Regions from separate parts of the Homo sapiens genome. Here regions 2 and 3 are each linked to region 1. The links are chromatin contacts, found by Hi-C or POLR2A ChIA-PET in ENCODE. All regions are on one chromosome and are shown on one strand. Each heading gives the region's core, a stretch centred on a gene start or an enhancer-like site at or near the end of the contact. The rest is flanking DNA. Distances are from core to core; before and after follow the strand shown. Region 1 holds the start of LINC00678 (long intergenic non-protein coding RNA 678). Region 2 overlaps BDNF-AS (BDNF antisense RNA). Region 3 holds the start of BDNF (brain derived neurotrophic factor).

Region 1 (2,562 bases), core at 33-2,532:
AAATTTCATCCCCTGACACATGCATAATAAGGGCAACAAAGCAATATGGGTAACTCAAGCTAAGGGCCCACATGCACCTTAGGAGGATGGGGTGGAGCTACCAGAAAAACATGCCTTATGCAAACAAAATGCCCAGCCCTCATCAGTTTCCTATAAAAGCCTTTGCATTCAACTGTGAAAAACAGCAATCCTCTTCCAGGTCCCCTTTCTGCAACAGAGAGCTTTCTTCATTCACTTATTAAACTTTCACTCCGACCTCACCCTTTGGGTCCATACTCCTTAATTCTCTTGGTCTTGGGTGATACCTCACAAGGAGAGACTGCTACATTGTGGTGCATTGGTGAGACTGTAACAGACTCCTTTCCAAGTGTTTGGTGTCTGAGTTTTCAGAAGGTTTGACATGCATTTCTTCATTTAATGCTTAGAACAGACCACCACCAATAATAACAACTCCACATCTTATTTTTCAGATGGGGAAACTATGATTCAGAATGATAACAATTAATACAAAGCTGAAGCAAGATTCAAATCCAAGTCTTCTGACTTGAAATCCTACTTTCTTGCCACTTTTTAAACTATTTATCTGATGTTGGCAATTCATGGCAATCAGAGGATGGATGAAGGGCTCTGGAGGTTTTGGTTACAGTCAGGGAGCATTAGAAAGAACAAGTGTGCTTAGATGAGGCGGGAAAGCCCAGGTACATGAAGGAAAAGAATAATTTGCCTAAGTTGCCTAGTTTAAAATCATTTTTAATTGGAAAGGTATTTTTATCTTCATTTACAGATGTGGAAACTAAGATTCAGAATGATTATTCAAAAATCACATAGCTAGTGGCAACCTCAAGGATTGAAACCAGGTGTGTCTATCTCTAAATATAGTGATAAAAAGCATGCATTTTGGGTTGAACTCTGCTCTCCACATAGATCTTGGTCCAGCCCGCCCCCTAACCCTGGTGTCCTCATGTGAAATGAGGCTAATAATTGCCAGGCCTCTGAGCCCAAGCCAAGCCATCACATCCCCTGTGACTTGCACATATACGCCCAGATGGCCTGAAGTAACTGAAGAATCACAAAAGAAGTGAATATGCCCTGCCCCACCTTAACTGATGACATTCCACCACAAAAGAAGTGTAAATGGCCAGTCCTTGCCTTAAGTGATGACATTACCTTGTGAAAGTCCTTTTCCTGGCTCATCCTGGCTCAAAAAGCACCCCCACTGAGCACCTTGCGACCCCCACTCCTGCCTGCCAGAGAACAACCCCCCTTTGACTGTAATTTTCCCTTACCTACCCAAATCCTATAAATTGCCCCACCCCTATCTCCCTTTGCTGACTCTCTTTTCAGACTCAGCCCACCTGCACCCAGGTGATTAAAAGCTTTATTGCTCACACAAAGCCTGTTTGGTGGTCTCTTCACACGGACACACATGAAATTTGGTGCCGTGACTCGGATCGGGGGTCCTCCCTTGGGAGATCAATCCCCTGTCCTCCTGTTCTTTGCTCCGTGAGAAAGATCCACCTACGACCTCAGGTCCTCAGACCGACCAGCCCAACGAACATCTCACCAATTTTAAATCAGGTAAGCGGCCTCTTCTTACTCTCTTCTCCAACCTCTCTCACTGTCCCTCAACCACTTTCTCCTTTCCACTCTTCAATCTCTCCCTTCTCTTAATTTCAATTCCTTTCATTTTCTGGGAGAGACAAAGGAGACACGTTTTATCTGTGGATCCAAAACTCCAGCACCGGTCACGGACTGGGAAGGCAGCCTTCCCTTGGTGTTTAATCATTGCAGGGACGCCTGATTATTCACCCACGTTTCAAAGGTGTCAGACCATGCAGGGATGCCTGCCTTGGTCCTTCACCCTTAGCGGCAGGTCCCGCTTTTCTGGGAAAGGGGCAAGTACCCCAACCCCTTCTCTCCTTGTCTCTACCCCTTCTCTGCTTTTCTGGGGGAGGGGCAAGTACCCCTCAACCCCTTCTCCTTCACCCTTAGCGGCAAGTCCCGCTTTTCTGGGGGAGGGGCAAGTACCCTTCAACCCCTTCTCCTTCACTCTTAGTGGCAAGTCCCACTTTTCTAGAGGAGGGGCAAGTACCCCAACCTCGTATCTCTGCACCCCAATCCCTTATTTCTGTGCCCCGACCCCTTATTTCTGTGCCCCTACCCCTTATTTCCACGCCTCATCCCTTATTTCCATGCCCCATCCCTTATTTCTGTGCCCCATCCCTTATTTCCGTGCCCCAACCCCTTATCTCTGTGCCCCAACCCCTTTTTCCACTTTTCTGGAAGGTAAGAACCCCCAAACCTCTTCCCTCTGTTTCTCTACTCTCTTCTCTAGGCTTGCTTCCTTCACTATAGGCAACCTTCCACCCTCCATTCCTCCTTCTACTCCCTTGGCCTGTGTTCTCAAAAACTTAAAACCTCTTCAACTCACACCTGACATAAAACCTAAATGCCTTATTTTCTTCTGCAATGCCGCCTGACCCCAATACAAACTCAACAGCAGTTCCAAATAGCCAGAAAATGGCACTTTGACTTTTTCCATCCTACAAGATCTAAATAATT
Region 2 (2,562 bases), core at 26-2,525, 110 kb after region 1:
TCCAGACCAGCCCGGCCAACATGGTGAAAACCCGTCTTTACTAAAAATACAAAAAAATTAGCCAGGCATGGTGGCAGGCCCCCTGTAGTCCCAGCTACTTGGGAGACTGAGGCAGGAGAATTGCTTGAACCCAGGAGGCAGAGGTTGCAGTGAGCTGAAATCATGCCACTGCCACTCCAGCCTGGGCAACAGAGCAAGACTCCATCTCAAAAACAAATAAATAAATAAATGCAATTTTTTAGCAGAGCAGGAGTAGATAAGACAGCAGTGACCCTCTCTGCGTGCATGCAATCTTGTGTTCCTGGGCTTGAGCCTGGCATGATTTGCAGCTGGGTATAAGAACACAAGCAATGTGATTCATTCTGGCACTATTTAAACTTTAAGTACGTCTCAGATGTAAAAACAAAGGAGAATATGCCACCAACCTGGTTCATTTGGGTGAATATAAAAAGGAGATTACTCAAAGCTTTAAAAAAAATTTTTTTAATGGGCTGTGTTTCTACCCCACCCTTAGGGAGTGCTGGCTAGGAAGACTTATGTATTGTGTTAGTTAGCATGAAAGGTGGGGAAAAACAGAGTAGGGCAACCCAAAGTCAAAATCAACAACCTTTATGAATCTGAGCCATGGACTCTTTGCCTAAAGGGGATGAGGGAGGAACCAAGTTTCCACCCTCTTAATGCGGAAAAGAGAGCAATTGTTGATAGAAAAAGGAAAATATTTTCCTCTCCTCCCCTCCCCAGAAAAAGCATGATTAAATAACAAAGGTTGCTGCCCCAAATCCCCATATCCTAATTAGAAAGTAAAAATGGTGGGCTTTTAAAAAATTATACAGAATTCGTATATAAGACAACAACAGAGTAGGGTGTCTCCCTCCAACCTTGGGTCTAGTGTAATTACACACAGTAATTAACAACGAATTTGTAACCAGTCCTGTTGGCTCTGTTCAGGTGCCAAGTGTGGTAGTCCAGTGGATCATCAGCTATGGGTGCAGAACCCTAATCTAAAGGCACTGAAACCTCTAGGTGATGAGTGATGGATTCCAAACGATTGCATAGACTTGAGGGAAAAGAATAAGGCTTTGGGACTGAAAAAGAGACAGACACCTGGGTTACTTTCTTGGTGCCAAATGTCATCCCTCTGGTCCACAGACCTCTTTTGGACAGAATCAAATGCAAGTCCAGCACATGCAGCAAAGCACAGACTCAGCCCAGCACTTAACTCTCTGCCAGCCTGAGATTAGGCCTGAGGACATCGGGCTCAGCCAGAAGAGGAGGAGTGCCAGAAAGCTTGAATTTGGCCTGCCATCCTGTGTTTGCTGGGACTTGTAGCATCAGTATTGGTGCTGGATGGCAAATTCCTGTAGGCCTGGCTATGTGTGAGGCTGAACAGAATTATCTCCTTAATGAAGGCTTTGGGTAATGGATTATGGTCCCATTGTGATCAAACCATTTCACCTATTCCCACACATAGGGATCATATCACCATCAATGAAACCAGGCCAGCCTTAAATTAAAATATAGACCAAATCTACCCTTGGCCTGCTCAGAGCTGGGTGACTTTATCCACCTCTCTTCTCTCAACATGCTCCACCTTCCCTGCCTTCCTCCTACCCTCCATGCTAGCAAGGCCCAAACCCTCTTTGCTGCCTCTGCCTATCCAAGGATCTCTCTCAGTAAACTGGTTATCTGAAGTGAGGTCTTGCCCCACTCCAACAGACATTCATTGAGTCTTAACTATGGGACAGACAATATGCTATGTACAAAAAATACAAATATATATTTTTTAAAAATGTGCTCCTCAGCCTTGATGAGAAGAGCCATATAATTCACTCAAAAATAAGTACTGAGCCTTCTGCTGTGGGCAGGACATAGTGCTGGGCATGTCAGAGGGCACAGAGACTAAGAATACACATTCTCTCACTCCAGGAATTCGTTGAAATCAAGAAAAGACTTAGAGGCAAGAGAAGAAGAGCTGTGTAGTGGAAAGAACCATAATGTATTGCCCAGTTAGTGTAAAAGCTTCTAATTGCTCTCCTTGCTTCTACTTTTGTCTCCTGTAATAATAATAGCAATAATAATTAGTATAATACAAATCCATGCGCCATCCAGGAGCCAGAGTTTTCTTTGTAATACATAAATCAGATCATGCTACGTCTAGCTTAAAACCTCCCAAAGGCTTCCTTCAGTGCATAAAATAGCATCCAAACTCCTTCACTGTGACTGACAAGGCACTGTATGACTGGTCCCTATCTGCTTCTCCATCTTACCCACTTCAGACACATTGGCCGCTTTTCTGTCTCTCAGATATTCCTGCCTCCAAGCTTTTATCTTTGTAGTACCCTCTAACTAAAAATGATTTTCTTCCAGATTTTTGTTTGGCTGGCCTCATTTCATCATTCAGGACTCAGTTCAAATGCCCCTTCTTCAGAGACGCTTTCACTGACAAGCTTGTCTAAGAAACTCCTCCTCAGTCACTCTATGGCTATTTTCTTTTCTTCATGACACATGTTGCTATCAGAAGCTATCTTCATTTTTTTGTTGTTGTTTGTGGTTTTCGTCTGT
Region 3 (2,562 bases), core at 45-2,544, 66 kb before region 1:
AATGCGCTGAATTTTGATTCTGGTAATTCGTGCACTAGAGTGTCTATTTCGAGGCAGCGGAGGTATCATATGACAGCGCACGTCAAGGCACCGTGGAGCCCTCTCGTGGACTCCCACCCACTTTCCCATTCACCGCGGAGAGGGCTGCTCTCGCTGCCGCTCCCCCCGGCGAACTAGCATGAAATCTCCCTGCCTCTGCCGAGATCAAATGGAGCTTCTCGCTGATGGGGTGCGAGTATTACCTCCGCCATGCAATTTCCACTATCAATAATTTAACTTCTTTGCTGCAGAACAGAAGGAGTACATACCGGGCACCAAAGACTCGCGCCCCCTCCCCCCTTTAATTAAGCGAAGGGAACGTGAAAAAATAATAGAGTGTGGGAGTTTTGGGGCCGAAGTCTTTCCCGGAGCAGCTGCCTTGATGGTTACTTTGACAAGTAGTGACTGAAAAGGTGGGTTTGTTTTCTTTCTTTCTCTTTCCGTTTTTCTGTTTGGTCGGCTAGAAAGCGTGTGGCTTTAGCGAGGTCTGTCATTGCCTGGGCTTCCTGGCTGGAACAAGTAACTTGGTGTAACGTTATCTGGGGGCGTTCATCAATAAAAAATGCTGTTATTATCTTGATTGAATTCCTATTAGGCAAACTCTAGAGAGGTCAGTGCGCGAACTCTGTTTAAGCCGGCGTGTTTAAGGCAGCAGAGTAAACCAATAGCCCCCATGCTCTGTGCGATTTCATTGTGTGCTCGCGTTCGCAAGCTCCGTAGTGCAGGAAGGTGCGGGAAGGTGTGTCTGTGGCCCGGGAAACGCACGCCCTCTCCCAGAGAACTTGGGTGCTGGGATGGGGAGGAAGGGGAGAGTTGAAAGCTAGGGGAGCGAGACCTCGGGGCGTGCGATTCTCACTCGCTCCCTCCCGCCCCAGCGCCCACAGCCGGGGTTTCTGCAGAGGGCGCGGGACGCGGGGTTCCCCGGGGCTGAGGCTGGGGCTGGAACACCCCTCGAAGCCGCGGGCGTCCTGTCCAAGGCGCCCCAGGAGGGCGCAGGACTCGCAGGGCGATGTCGCGGGGCCCTAGGGGAGGAGGTGAGGACAGGCCCCGGGGGAGCGGGGAGTTCCGGGCGCCCCTCGGTTCCCCGCGCGAGGAAAAGACGCGGCGTTCCCTTTAAGCGGCCGCCTCGAACGGGTATCGGTAGCGCGGGCGAGCGGGGAGCGGGGGGCGGGGGGCGGGGGGGGGGGGGCGGCGCCGTTTGACCAATCGAAGCTCAACCGAAGAGCTAAATAATGTCTGACCCGGGCGCAAGGCGCAGCCTGGAGCTCCGGGTCCCCGACGCTGCCGCCGCCGCGCCCGGGCGCACCCGCCCGCTCGCTGTCCCGCGCACCCCGTAGCGCCTCGGGCTCCCGGGCCGGACAGAGGAGCCAGCCCGGTGCGCCCCTCCACCTCCTGCTCGGGGGGCTTTAATGAGACACCCACCGCTGCTGTGGGGCCGGCGGGGAGCAGCACCGCGACGGGGACCGGGGCTGGGCGCTGGAGCCAGAATCGGAACCACGATGTGACTCCGCCGCCGGGGACCCGTGAGGTTTGTGTGGACCCCGAGGTAGGCAAGCGCTGGGAATGGGGCTTGGTGCAGGAGCTGCCCGTCCGCGGGAGAGAGTTGACTGGGGGATCCCCCACCCCAAAGTTGTGGGACGAGGCCAGTCTCCTTCTTTCCTCCCCTCCGGTAGAAGGGACGATTTGGAGTTACTCTTGGGGAGTTTTCTCCCCCATCCCACAACCCAGAAGGTCAGCCGGCACCACCAGGGAAAAAGGGACCCGGGGAAGTCACGAAGTAGAGGAGGGAAGGCCTGGAGGAGACCCAGAGCTGCGTGATGGGAGCAAAGACGGCGACCCGGGGATCCCTCGCAGCCCTCCCCCAGCCCAGGAGTAGTCGAGAGAGACTTAGGGGGCCAGAGCTGTCGAGGGTCCTGACTGAGGGGAGGGTGCTGGGGCTAGGCTAGGAATCCTTCCAGGGGGTGGGTGGTCCCCGCGCCGACTTGCGGGGGGAGTGGGAGGGAAGCTTGCGCCTTCAGCCCGCATCCCTTCCCCGGAGCTGCACACGGCTACCTGCTCCCCAGGAATTGAGACTGAAGTGGACTTACAAGTCCGAAGCCAATGTAGCTTGGAAAACTTGGGAGGCGGAATTCCTACCGCTGGGAACTGAAAGGGTCTGCGACACTCTCGGGCAGGCCGAACCCACATCTCTACCCATCCTGCGCCCCTCTTCTGAAGCGCCCTCCAGGGAAGTTAAGAGTTTTGACTTTCGGGGAGTGGTTGGGATGTACGTGGGGGATTCTTGACTCGGGTTAGTCTCTGGGGATGCAGAGCCGGGAAGAGGAATGGGTGAGTGAGTTACTCCTGGAAAGAAATAGCTGAGGATTGGGGGCTCTGTGCCTGACGGGCAAGAAGAAGGGGAGATTACAGACTAGGGGCATCCCTAAGGAAGAAGCCTCGGGGCTGCGAGGGTGAACTGGAGGATGCAGTGTTTGTGTGTTGGGGGTAGAGCGGGGATGAGGGACCGGGGTGGAGGGGAGGCGA

The links. A loop is a pair of places that touch in the nucleus more often than their neighbours do. ChIA-PET counts read pairs that join two places held with the same protein, here RNA polymerase II (POLR2A). Pooled maps may share reads with other maps.
Region 2: a loop to region 1 is called in a map of Right ventricle myocardium inferior, with 4 times the contacts of the local background. The contact joins the enhancer-like site here to the promoter of LINC00678 in region 1. A Hi-C loop is called at or near these places in 9 of 168 maps with a recorded cell type or tissue (Right ventricle myocardium inferior, cardiac septum, heart left ventricle and 2 more) and 7 of 50 pooled maps. POLR2A ChIA-PET finds 5 or more read pairs at or near these places in 2 of 52 experiments (H1 and endothelial cell of umbilical vein).
Region 3: POLR2A ChIA-PET joins it to region 1 with 26 read pairs in H1. The contact joins the promoter of BDNF here to the promoter of LINC00678 in region 1. A Hi-C loop is called at or near these places in 4 of 168 maps with a recorded cell type or tissue (Right ventricle myocardium inferior, gastrocnemius medialis, heart right ventricle and 1 more) and 3 of 50 pooled maps. POLR2A ChIA-PET finds 5 or more read pairs at or near these places in 3 of 52 experiments (H1 and WTC11).

The regions. Positions count from the first base shown.
Region 1 is chr11:27,633,347-27,635,908 of GRCh38, reverse strand. It overlaps LINC00678 (long intergenic non-protein coding RNA 678), which reads left to right and starts at 1,282. Exons shown (of 4, transcript NR_102708.1): 1 at 1,282-1,578. All of the region lies in intron 2 of BDNF-AS (BDNF antisense RNA), which reads right to left. RefSeq lists enhancers at 1-207, 466-1,355, 1,356-2,245.
Region 2 is chr11:27,524,707-27,527,268 of GRCh38, reverse strand. All of the region lies in intron 1 of BDNF-AS (BDNF antisense RNA), which reads right to left. Among named protein-coding and RNA genes, the nearest start is that of MIR8087, 11 kb to the right of the region's middle. Within about 2 kb of position 1,275, at least 2 of the 41 ENCODE cell types and tissues checked have a DNase peak (open chromatin) inside an H3K27ac peak, as active enhancers do; they include heart right ventricle, where a contact is called at or near this core.
Region 3 is chr11:27,699,187-27,701,748 of GRCh38, reverse strand. It overlaps BDNF (brain derived neurotrophic factor), which reads left to right and starts at 1,294. Exons shown (of 2, transcript NM_001709.5): 1 at 1,294-1,585.